Linked DNA regions of Mus musculus: region 2 is linked to region 1. A link is a contact called in ENCODE Hi-C or POLR2A ChIA-PET data. All regions are on one chromosome and are shown on one strand. Each heading gives the region's core, a stretch centred on a gene start or an enhancer-like site at or near the end of the contact. The rest is flanking DNA. Distances are from core to core; before and after follow the strand shown. Region 1 has its middle 36 kb from the start of Socs5. Region 2 has its middle 15 kb from the start of C330024C12Rik.

Region 1 (6,379 bases), core at 3,551-6,050:
TGATCCTGAACTACAATGGGTGACTCCAAGAAGCACTTGTGGGGTTGTGCAAGTTACAAGCTGAACCAACCACCATTTAGTGGTGCACCATTTTATCTGGAGGAATTGGTATAGAACTATGGTAGGTATTTACTGAGTGTCTGGAATTTATTCTTAATAATGAAACTTAAGGGTAACTACAAATAGCACTGGTTGATGATGATAAAATTTTTGTGTTTTTAAGCCAAAAATATATTTGTTTAAAAATCCTTCCTCTAAAATTGTGTCTCAATATTTAAGGCCAGTAGTTATTGGTGTTGTCAAATGGGACTTTTTATGTTGTCTACTGAAAATGAGCACAAATCAGAAGTACTTTCTAGCTCAGTGAACCAGTAGCTTCCGAATGATAGAAGTATGAGCCTAGAAAAATGCATTCAAAGTGCAAGACTGATCACCGGCTTCTCTACTGTCCTGTGTTCTGATTGGTCCCACCACTGTCCTGCATTCTGATTGGCCCTTCACACGGCCTCAGATCTGACTTTGTACCAACCCTTAAGAAATAATTGTTTGCCAAATTTTGTTCTAGCATCAACAGAGCATATCGTCGTAACTATTTGAAAAACCTATTAAAATACATATCTCCTCTTCCAACTATACTTCTACGTGGAGCCAAGTTTTCTTCATATTTTTAAGCAAGGGAAAACACTGGAGCAGACTGAGCAGAAAGACAGAGAAATTCCCAGCTGTCTTCTATTAAGGCAGATGCTAGGGAGCCGGGCAGCAATGAGAACAGTGCTGCTCTTCTTGCTGCCTTAGCCTTAAAGAGCCCTCCCTCACCCAAATGTTACCCATGTTGTGCTTATCTTTTCGTAAACAATAAATATGTTTTCTGCTTTACATTTTCTTTTCCAATATAGTACATATTGAAATATTGATAGATAAATCTTCAAGTTTGGGGAATCATCAACTATAGTATAGACTGTCAATGGGTCTTTAGATTTTAAGAAATGCTGTCCTGAATGGTTGAGACCCTGTAAATGTTGGGAAATGGGCTCAAGTGACCTGACATATGGGCATCCTCTAGAAGACAGGAATTCTAACTTCAGCAGGAGACAAGGGGAAACAGACTGTTGTCCTTCACTCCTCTTGGTACAACTGGAGGGGATCTGTGTTCCATCCGATAGGTGACTGTGAGCATCCACTTCTGTGTTTGCCAGGCACTGTCATAGCCTCACAAGAGATAGTTTATCAGGGTCCCTAATGAAGAAGCTAGAGAAAGTATCCAAGGAGCTAAAGGGGTCTGCAACCCTATAGGAGGATCAACAATATGAACTAACCAGTACCTCCAAGAACTACGTATCTAGTTGCATATGTAGCAGAGGATGGCCTAGTTGGCCATCAAAGGGAAGAGAGGCCCCTTGGTCTTGCGAAGATCATATGCCCCAGTACAGGGAAATGCCAGGGCTAGGCATTGGGAGTGTGTGGGTTGGGGAGCAGGGCGGGGGGAGAATATAGGAGACTTTCGGGATAGCATTTGAAATGTAAATGAAGAAAATATCTAATTAAAAAAAAGACAAAACAACAACAACAAAAAAATTGAAGGGGATCAAGCAGAGGACTGACCAGGACTGGACACAGCAACTCTCTGGTGAGAATGGTAAGGTACTTTTCTGAGATGCAGGGTTAGGAGATCCCAAATGCATATGTCAAAAAACAACAAAAAACAAAAAACAAAAAAACAAAAACAAAACAAAAAACAAACAAACAAACAACCCCAGACTTTAGCACAGCTATTCAAAAATTTCAAACTGTATGTTTGGAATCATTATATTCTTTTGTCAAAGCAGAAAAAACAAAAAAACAAACAAACAAACAAAAAACCCATGGGATTTAAAAAATCAACTGAGTTTTTACATCTTAAAGAAGTAAAGCCCCCCACAGACCAGATGAGCGTTAAAGAAACGAGTGTTCCTTCATCCACCCCTCTCCTTAAGGTCTCTGGTTTATGTGTGTGGTGGTTTGAATGAAAATGGCCCCATAGGTCCATAGGAAGTGTCACTATTAGGTGTGGCCTTGTTGGAGGAGGTGTGTCACTGGGGACTGGCTTTGAGGTCTCAGATGCTCAAGCCAGGCCCAGTGTCACTCTCTCTTCCCGCTGTCTGTGGAACCAGATGTAGAACTGTCAGCTCTTTCTCTAGCAAACATGTCACCCTGCATGCTGCCATGCTTCCCGCCATGGTGATAATGGACTGAACCTCTTAACTGTAAGCCAGCCCCAATTAAATGCTTTCTTTTGTAAGAGTTGCCATGGTCATGGTGACTCTTCCCAGCAGCAGAGCCCCCCCCCCCCCCACTAAGACAGGATGTGAGCGCAGCATTAGCTAATTCTCTTCTCTCTTCCCTCTCTTCTCTCGTCATCTCCCCAGCACTGCCTCTTACAGCTCACACCAGTTTCTTCTCACTCACTGTTTAACTGAAGTGGCCTATCATTCCTCATCCTCCTGCCTCCATTTCCCTAGTGCTGGGATTAAAACTGTGTGTCATTTGCCCAGCTTATGCAAGGGTAGGAATCAAATGCATGCTGGGTAAGCACTCTACCAATCCGCTCCTATCCCCAGCCCAGCATCAGCCGTCTTGAGTTGGAAGAGCCATCCAGTGATTTATGGTGGGATTAAGTTTTGCCTCTAAGGATGTTGAGTGGGGTGGCTTGGAGTTTCTTTCTTGTTGACTGTGGCTGGAGATGAAAGCGGTGTCGACCCCCACTGATGTGCTTGTACCCTCTTATGGTGAAGGCCTGAACACAGGTCAACAGCAGCTGACCTCAGAGAAGACTATGGGACCACAGGCATCGCCACATCTCTACCAGGATGTCAAAGCTTGAATCTACAACCCTGCCTCTATTGATTCCCAAGACAAATTCTTTTACCTGATGGAAAACTAAAACATTTTATGAGCATTAAAATCAATAGAATTACAGCGTGCTTTATTCTACCCGTGTCCTAGTAATTTTCTAAGCAAGAACTTTTATGAAATTTTTTTTCCACAAAGCTCAGAGGTAATGTATCAACATTCTGACTATGTCCTTTTATAAAACCCCATATTGAACAAACAGTCTTTCAATTAGAACTACGGGTTCAATTTATCTTTTAGTGGAGCCTTTCGTAGAGAAAGGAAGACTGGCCTTGCACTTAGGCGCTCTGGATTCCTGTGTGTAGATGGGTACAAGGACACTGAGAACAGCCACCCATGCCAGGCACTGTGCTATGCACATCTCCAAGATTATTTGGTTTCATATTTCCACACCTCCGTGTTAAGCAGGTGAGAAATCAGGCCCTGTCGGGAATGAGAAACCCACCGATGAACAGCAGCCAAGCCGGGGCACAGCCCACTCAGGCTGACAATAATCCACAAGTATGGAACACTGTTAACATGCTTGGAAGAAAATTGTTCTTTCCCACCACAATCAGTAAGGAGTAGGAGGTAGCTCCCCAGTAGAACCCTTGCTTCATACGCACACGGTCTGGCTTTGATTCCCAGCACCACAAATTGCTATGAATAAACTGCTCTGACGTACGAGCGGATACTGAATTATTCTATCTCCATGTGCCACAGAATTCTAAAAATCAATAATGGTGCTGTATTCCCTCCTCTGATGAAACTTCCAAATATGGCTCTGTGAGGTTTTTATTTGATTAGTGACAGGAAGAAACAAAGGTCAAAAAAGCCTAAGACCATACACGTGTGGCAGGCTCCCCTCAGCCTCTAAGACCCTTCGTGTGGCAGGCGCCCCCTCAGCCTCGGTCCCTAATCACTCTCATGTCCCACCTCCCAGGGAGCGCATCAATACACAGATGATTGCTGGCTCGAGGGCATTGCTCTTCGTTAAAAGTTAAACAGCATCCAGTATCGTATGACTTAAGACCCGGATTTCAGTTGGACGGCTCTGCGTACACGAGGCCTCTCTTCAGTATTCGTTTGCTGTGTACCTTCTCCTTGAATTTCCTCATTCTCTATACAGCCACGAAGTTCCTTATCTCTTGTGTGGTTTTCAAAGCTACCTAGAGTGGCAACTTCCTGTCCACAAGGCAGGGAACAAACGCCCATTTCTATGGCTCATTCACTGAGTCTCTTCACTCTTATGGAAGGGCAATTTACACCTGTCCTGTCCTGCAGAGGGCAAATTCAATGAATTGTGAGACTGTAATCGCAAACCATTTAAAACCCCACTGCTCCTCAAGTAGTTTTCAATTTCCAAAATACTACTCTTTCATGTTCCACCGAAGTTCCTATGTGGTTTCAAGTCATTAGCATAGAAGAAATTATTTCCATTTTCTGTATTTGTCAAATCATATGCATGCCTACGTAGACATCTGTTTTTTTTTGTACTGGAATTCATGAGAAGTTACCCACAGAACTTTAGGAAAGTAACATGGATGCTTAAAAAAAAAAATCTCTGACCTTATGAAAGAAAAGTATTATTTGAATGCAATGTTGGCAAGCAAGGCTGGAGAAGCCACGGCCAAAAATGATAACAACAGAGCTTGGTCCATTTGCTGGCATACTCCATGAGACCCACACTCGGAAGAGCCAGGCAGAAAAACACATCCGCATTCTTCACACAAAACCAACACCTGAGCGACTTCCCAAACCCTGGATAGAATCGGGGTTGGTTGGTATTAGCTGTCAGACAGGAACGGGTTATCTGGAAGGGGGCGGGGCGAGGACAGGGGGAGGGGCGGGGGCTCTGGGTTTATATTTGAGAGACCATCTTGACTGTGGGCAGGAACACTCCCAGTGGGAACCCTGGACTGCAGGAAATGGAGCCAGTGAGCTGCGCACCAGCATCTGTCCTGCTCCTCTGGCTGTAGGGGTGACGTCACCGCGGACTTGGAAGTGGGAGCTAAAACAAACCCTTCTGTCCTAAGTCAGGTCATTTTATCAACAGAAGCAGGGAAAGAAACCAAGAATCATCTTATTTCCAAAGAAATTCTGACTCTGACTTAAAAAGAAAATCTAGTTGCCGTTTTACTGCCGACAGTGGTCTATTTCACCTTCCCATAAAGGCTCCCTGCAGGACTCACTTCTGAGTTCCGTGACAGCTGTTACGCAAACACCGAATTCTAGAAAACAATTTGAGACTTTTGGCTCTTTATCAAGAAAGAAATTGCTAAAAAGCAGAGACAGTATTTTAGTGGCACAATTTATGAATTCTCAAAGTTGGAACTACTCAGCCAGACATTTCACTAGTCTCTTGGTGTATTAAAATTCAACACTGTCTCAATTACACTTAAGGGCACAAAATATTTGTAAGATAATGAAACTAAAAGTATTACGATTCAACTGTTTTTAAAATGTCGTAGTTTTAAGACAAGCACAAATAAAATAATTTATCATGTATTGAAAGAGAATCAGGGTAAAAGTTAGGTTTAAGTGCATAACTGCACCCATTTTATGAAGATGGAAAAACACAAAACCATTTAGTGTATGACAGATTTTCACCGTTATAGGACAAAAAGAGATTGTGTGGTGACAATGCACCAGGCACCAAGCACAGCTTGTGCTGTATCAGGCCCGAGAACAGCTCCCTCCCACCCAGGATTTCTGCTCCAGGAGCCCAACCTACACCACCTCCTGTGGCAAGTGGGGTCCCTGGTGTTCCTAGGCCACTGGGGAAGTTCCTGCACCCAGCCTCACAGAGGAAAACGAACATGTCTACCCCACTAAGACCTAGGCCTTCCCTGAACACTGTAAATGCCCCTGATGAAAGAAGAAAGGTAATTTGAGCAAAAGAGAGATGCTCAGCCAGTAAAATACTCTAGATTCGGAAGTCCAAGCACAGAAACAAAACCAAGATGAACAAACCAAGACCTGGTGCCTGCAGAAGTGACCGACCCACAATACTGGCATCGTCTGGACTCCATCCAGGGCAGGTTTGTTTCCCCTTTTTGCAGACGTTCAGTTTGTAGAGAGATTATCTGTGTACTGTATGGATGCATCACCCATCAATTAAGAAGACCTATGACCTATAGGAAAGGGTAGAATAGGTGGGACATCCCGGAGGCACAAAGAATTCTGGGATAGAGCCAGGTGTGGGAGATTGACCCAGGAAGATGTGAGAAGACAGACGCATGGTACCTGAGCACAGGAAGCCAGTTACATGGTAGAATATAGGCTAGGCGAGATGGGAGATTTTAAGTTAGAGGAGAGCCTAGTATATGGCCAAGGTATTTGTAAATAATTTTGAGTCCAAGTCTCATTTCTGAGACCATGAGCTGGGAGGAAGACCCCAGGACTGAATCTATATCAGTTTGCCATTACTATTTACCTCAGCCATTCCCTTAGCTCTCTTCATACTTCTGTTTGCCCATGTCCCAGGGTAGACTCCCAGTGAGGTAACATC
Region 2 (5,959 bases), core at 2,689-5,188, 37 kb before region 1:
GTGTCTAGTTAGCCACCTCACTGTATAGGCTCTTATGCATGCACGGTCTCTGAGAAGGCCATCAGAGAGGAGGCCATTCCCAACCCTGCCAGCTCTGTGCTGAGCCCCGTGTCTCGTGAGAGGTGCTGTTGGTGAGGCTCGAGCCATAAGAACTTGGGCAGAAAGGACCGTTTGGGGGTAATTTTCTTTCCAGGGACTCTGACCTTCAGGACCTTCATTTACTCACAAAGTGATTATTGTCTTCTGTGTGCCTTGCTCTTTTAATGCTGGCTACAAGAGTCCTAAGCCTGGTGCACTTAAGTGGTTGTCCAGGAAGACATAGAAATGACCAATGGTTACAGTCAAATGTGACACAAACTCCACAGGAGCGGCATAGACCAGGATTTCATAGGCGGGTTAGTGTGAGACACTCTTAGAATGTGGTGGCCAATGATGATGACATCTGAGGGGCGTTGGGTGTGTCTGTCTCTCAGTATGTCTGTGTCTGTCTGTGCCTGTCTGTATACGTGTGTGTATGTGTATGTGTGTGTGTGTGTGTGTGTGTGTGTGTGTGTGTCTGTGTGTGTGTGTGTCTGTGTGTGTCTGTGTCTGTGTGTCTGTGTGTCTGTGTGTGTATTGGGGAGAGAATTTGGGAGTGCCTTCCCAGAAAACAGAACAGCTAAAGCAAGTACAGATAAGGTTTTCCAGAAACGACTCCCAGAGCAGGTTTTGGAAGCTGGGGATAGTCAGGAGCCCCTCCTACAGAGCACTTCTTGCAAGCCTTGTGTATTCATACATGTCTTGAATCTGCAGCTAGAATTGTTTCAGGTATCTGGTTTGTGCAGGAAACCCCGGGGGAGAAAGGCTTATTTCCTGTCCTATGAATGGGGGACAACTCCATCATATGACTACATCACAATTCACCTAAGCACCTTTCTGGGCCACTTTCATATAGTGGTTTTTTTTTCTGGGTTTTCCCCACTGCTTGTGAGATCCCAGGTCTTGACAGCCCTGCTTCCCAAGCCAACAGACTCCCCAGAATCACTTGGGGGAGCCCAAAGAAGGCCCAGGTTGTAGGGCCTGTAAGAACCTTCTCCCCAGCCCATCCAGGACGGGGTTAGACTCAGGAAGGAAAAGAGGGAAGTTAGCCTGTATTTTAGTCTGTTCTAAGTAACGTGCGGTCATGGTCTGGTTAAAAACTGTGCTCATGAGATAAGCACAGAAATTCTGAGCAAACACTTAGAAATTGTTACCACAATTTTCCGCTGTGCCCAACACGCGATCATTTTTCTTGAGATTCATTTTGATAACATTTCACAAAGCATTGATCCATAACTGAGGAGCTATTTTTAAAGTGATCCTTCACGGTCAAGAACTGGAGATGGACACCCCAGTAACCGCTCAGTGGTATCCTGTTGCACTACTGTGGAGTTTGAGAGACCTCAACCCCCTCTTTCTCTGTCTCCTTGGGACAGTGACTCCCCAGGAAGAGTTTCTGAAGAATCTGGAGGAATCCAGACGTCCCCAGGACGGAAGGCTGTGGGTGTTTTCCTGAAGGTGGCCTCTGCACCCCACCTTGTCATTCCTGCCTCAGCCTCCTTGCTGTGGCTGAGCCCCAGCTGTACTGAATCTGGTGCGAGCCGCTCTGAGGCGCATCACATCAGACGAAGACTTTTTTTTTGTTGTTGTTGTTAAACGCTTATACAGATGGGCTTGCTTTCCCCAGTGGCCTTGTGAGCTACGCTCTGTTTTTAATCTTCAATTTTAAGACAAGATGGCTTTTAAAAAACAGTCTGTAGGTGACAGATGCGTAAGATGGCTTCTAGAGCATCTACTCCAGGCTAGGATCTAAGTCAGCCTTTGGCATCACGGCCCTGCCTTCCAGGGGCTTAAAGTCTGGTTGAGTTGTTGAGAGGCTGAGTCCTTGGAGTTTGGGAGTCCTGACTATAAACCAGGAACTCAGAGCAGGGAAGAAGCCTTAGGGACCTTAGGAAGGCAGCCAATCGTGGGTCTGCTTTCACCTCCCTGGCTCCCCTCCCTGGTCCTTACTCTGTTCCTTCCTCCCTGGCACCCTGAGGGTGTCAGTGGCTTCATCCTCACAGACAGTTTTAGGGTACATATAAAGCCCCTGTCACCTTGTGCAATATAAAATATCCTATGATGGGGTGAGTGGCTGTCAGTGCCCTTGAGCCCAGCCTCTGGACCCCCTAATCATCCACTGAATGAGAAAATGAAATATGGCAGGGGTGGGGTGGGGTGGGGTGGGAAGGGGGAGCATCATGACTACTCCTAAAGTACAGAGAAGGATTTTATTGTAAATATAAGACAGAAAGAAAGCAGAGGGAAGACTCCAGGCTGAACATGGCTGGCAGACTAAACCAGACCATGGGAGGACACAGGGGGAGTGAACAAGAGAGGAGCCACTGGCCAAGAGGGGCAACCCAGGCCAGGAGACAAGACAATGAAGGGTAGGCAAAGGGGCAGAGTAACTGAGACTATACTGGGAAGGGCAGCCCAGCCCCTGGGCTGGAGAAGTTTAGGATAAGGGGCAGGGTATGCCAACCACACCCTGGAACAGGTATGGACTGAGGGATGCTGGGAGATCTGCCTGTTATCCACTTGGATATGTTAAATAGGCACCCCAGTCAGCCATTCATCCAGGTTTCTGAAGCCTGCAGCCTCTCAACTGCAAGCTGTCTCCTTTGCCTGGGCATTTCCTTTTGGAAGACTGTAGCGGTCCAATGGGAAATGCTTGGGGGAGGGGGCACATCTTTGCAGGGTCTAAGGAGATCTATCTAGCCTGGCTTCTTATTAACTCCAGGCCTTTTCAAGTCTTGCTTGGCCTTCAAAGCTGAGTTGAGTCAGACAACATACAGCTTTGCACCAGTGTAGACCCACCGCATAGTGATACCGTCTCGGAGAGCTGTGGCCACACCAGGAAACCCTGCCACAACCCTACCGTAACACTACCGCCGAGCTGCCTCATCCTAGTCCCAGCCCTAGATCGAGCTATTTCCGACTTCTCTTTAGCACTTGGGACCAGCAGACTTGGGGGTGGGGTGGGGTCTTGACTACCCAGGAGAAGGTTTGAGGAGAAAGTTCTTGTCATTCTTATTACACACTAGTTTGGGAAAGACAGACACTGAAAGACCAAAAGACCAGGTCAAGCCTACAGAGCTAGTTGGTGGGTTTTCCCGGAGTCCTGCCCAGCCTGCCCTGCCCATCCAAGCATATGCATCACTCTCACGTTACTTCTGATTTATTCTTTCACTAGTTAATTAATTAATTAATTAATTAATTAATTTTGAAATCTCACAAGTATGCCGTGTACATCAGTCCTATGGCCTTTACATTCTCTCTCTCTTTTTTCAAGTCCCCTCTTCTGGCAGCTCTTGGTCCTCCCAGCGCTGTCTTCCCACCCCCAGCCTCTCAAAGCCCCCACCCCCACAGTGAGCTAGGTAGAGAGAGTTGCAGCCAGGGCTGCTGGGGTAGACCCTATACCCTGCATATGTCCTTGGGAATCTCAAGATCAGGTGGGTGGGGCTGTGTTCCTGGCAGGACAAACAGTCCTGGTTCTAAAGGCCCCAGAGGCCAGGACAGAGTTTTAAATAGTCAGCAACAGGCCGACGGTGTTGTCAGCGTTGACTGAATCAGGTTTAATTGTTGGTTGGTGCTGAAATGATGAATGGGAGGAGGCTTTAAATAGGAACCCTAAGTGTTTCAGCCTCTCCCTGGGTGGGAACTCACTCCAAGTGCGTGTGTCTCCTATTCAAAGAGTCCCCTGGAGGCAGAGGCTGTGGGCGGCACCGGGCCCAGTTCCTCCTGCTTCCTAGGGGTGGGCTAGGAGTTCCTGGACAGAGATCCAAGAAGGGCCTGCTGGGGGCTGGAGAAGGAGAGCTTGCTGATTTAGTAATCCCTAGATCAACCCATCTAGCCATCTGTCATTTTTCTCACTGAGCCTGCCCCGTCACAGTCCCCACGGTGGCGCACCTGCTGCCTCCCGGCTTCACTCTGTACCCTGTTCATCTGAGGAGGTGTCTGCAGAGAAAGCAGGTTTACAACTGGAGTCCAAACTCAAATGTCTTGGCTCTGTTCCCAAGCTAGCTTCCCTAGGCTCTCAATGTCTTTGTTGGATAACCTGAGGAATGGCCCAGTGAAGCCCAGGAGAGGCGTGGAGATGGTCAGCTGAGCATCTGCGCTGTTGCTGTCAAAAGGAGCTCGGGCTGCAAAGGGTTCTCAAGCCCCTCCCCCACCTCACAGCCTGCTGGGGTTGTTGGGGATCAGGGGGAGAGGATCTAGAAGGAAAGACAGTTTCCAAGAACAGGCAGAGACCCCCCAAGCAGATGGCAGGTTCTGCATATTGCTTGCTAAAAGTCCCCTGCACTTGAGGCTGAGTCGAGGGCCACCTTCCCACAGATTCCTCGCTTCACTCCTAGCTGCGGTCCCTGCAGGTACTAGTGGTCTGTACACTCACGCCTTGGCTCTCTTTGAGAATGTGTGAATGTGTGCTGCCTCTCTGCCCTCGGTATCTCTTGAGTTTCACCACTGATGCTCATGTTAGGGGTTCGAATCTCTCTTCTCAGGTTGAGGGTTTGAAGCTGACCCTGGGTGCATGTGACTGTATGTGACTGTATAATGACAAAGGTTTTTCTTTTCCTTTTTTTTTTCTAATGTTGGGTGCCTTCAGAGATTGTTCTGGTTGAATCTGCTAAGATAAAAACAGACAGTAAATTGACAGGAGAAAAGGCACAGGTGTCAAAACTTTGTAATACATCAAACAGGCCAGGTGGAGGCTGCAGAGGGGGCTCTTCAGTTAAGAGGACTTGCTGTTCTTACAGAGAACTGAATTTAGATCCCAGCACTCAGAAGGTCACTCACACCATCTGTAACTTCAGGTCCAGAGGATCCAATGCTCTTTTCTGGAATGCCATACACAGCATGCAAATGGGCAAAATACCCACACACATAAAATACAAATAAATCATTTTTAAAATTTTTTTTATTTTAAAAAAAGTGGGGGGCAGGTGGCTAAAGTTTAAACGTCATGCTGGATTACAGAGAAGTCTCAACTAGGGGCTTGGGATTCTAGGGAACGGGGAGAAGAGAAGTGCTTCAGGGCGAGCAAAGATTCTAGAATAGAAGGTTACTTGAAGCAGGTCTCTGTGGGCAAGCTGTCTGATCTCTGGTCCCCTTTTCTTTTGAGTTCAGTGAGGGACTAGAGAGGAAACCATGAAAACTGCAACTCCCCTGAAGAAAATCTCCCTCACAGACAATGCCCCAGAGAGCTTCTTTCCCTCCAGGATGGGGGGGGGGGAAGGGGGGGGCAGGGGGGAGTGGGGGGGGGGGAGAAAGGAGACACAGAAGCAGAGGCTGAAGAGGCCCCAGTCCTTTAGTTCAAAGTCCTTGGTGCACCAAAGCTTCATGCTCTGGAGTATTTTCTGAGCCCCAACATTATCTTTAGTTAAGGTTTTTTGTTTATTTATTTGTTTGTTTGTCCCCCCCCCACCCCCATTAAAAGGCTCACAGGAGCCCAGGTACAAGAGAGTAGGCTTCTGAAGAGAAAAGCAGACAGTCTTGCCAACCGTAGTGGAAGGGTGGGAAGATGAGGAGCCAGGATGCTGCTTAGCTAACCAGGGTAGCTGTGCTGTGCCGTGGCGTACAGAGCCCTCTCAGCCTGTCATCACCTGCTCCCCCAAACTCAGGAACACCCACTTCTGATGAAGGAAGAAATGGAAGGAACTGTAGTCTGTAATGCCCACCCAGGAAAGGAGAAACCAGGGCTTGGTGAGGCTCGTGAGGCTATGGCAGACACCACTGGCTGGCCGATTGCATGTAGGCCGTGGGTGAAGGGTTCCAGACATGCTCTTTCCAGATCCTTAACCACCCAGCACGGAGGACGACGTAATCCTTCCCCTTTGATGGTGGTCCCAAAGCACTGAGAAATGTGCCCACACATCCCGCAGCTAGGAAGTGAGAGGCA

The links. Hi-C counts contacts between places; a loop is a spot of excess contacts on that map. ChIA-PET counts read pairs that join two places held with the same protein, here RNA polymerase II (POLR2A).
Region 2: a map of heart shows a loop between it and region 1 (1.9-fold over the local background). The contact joins two enhancer-like sites. A Hi-C loop is called at or near these places in 1 of 37 maps with a recorded cell type or tissue (heart). POLR2A ChIA-PET finds 5 or more read pairs at or near these places in 1 of 5 experiments (Patski).

Annotation. Positions count from the first base shown.
Region 1 is chr17:87,140,928-87,147,306 of GRCm38, reverse strand. No RefSeq gene overlaps it. Among named protein-coding and RNA genes, the nearest start is that of Socs5, 36 kb to the right of the region's middle. Within about 2 kb of position 4,800, at least 1 of the 3 ENCODE cell types and tissues checked has a DNase peak (open chromatin) inside an H3K27ac peak, as active enhancers do.
Region 2 is chr17:87,177,058-87,183,016 of GRCm38, reverse strand. No RefSeq gene overlaps it. Among named protein-coding and RNA genes, the nearest start is that of C330024C12Rik, 15 kb to the left of the region's middle. Within about 2 kb of position 3,938, at least 2 of the 3 ENCODE cell types and tissues checked have a DNase peak (open chromatin) inside an H3K27ac peak, as active enhancers do.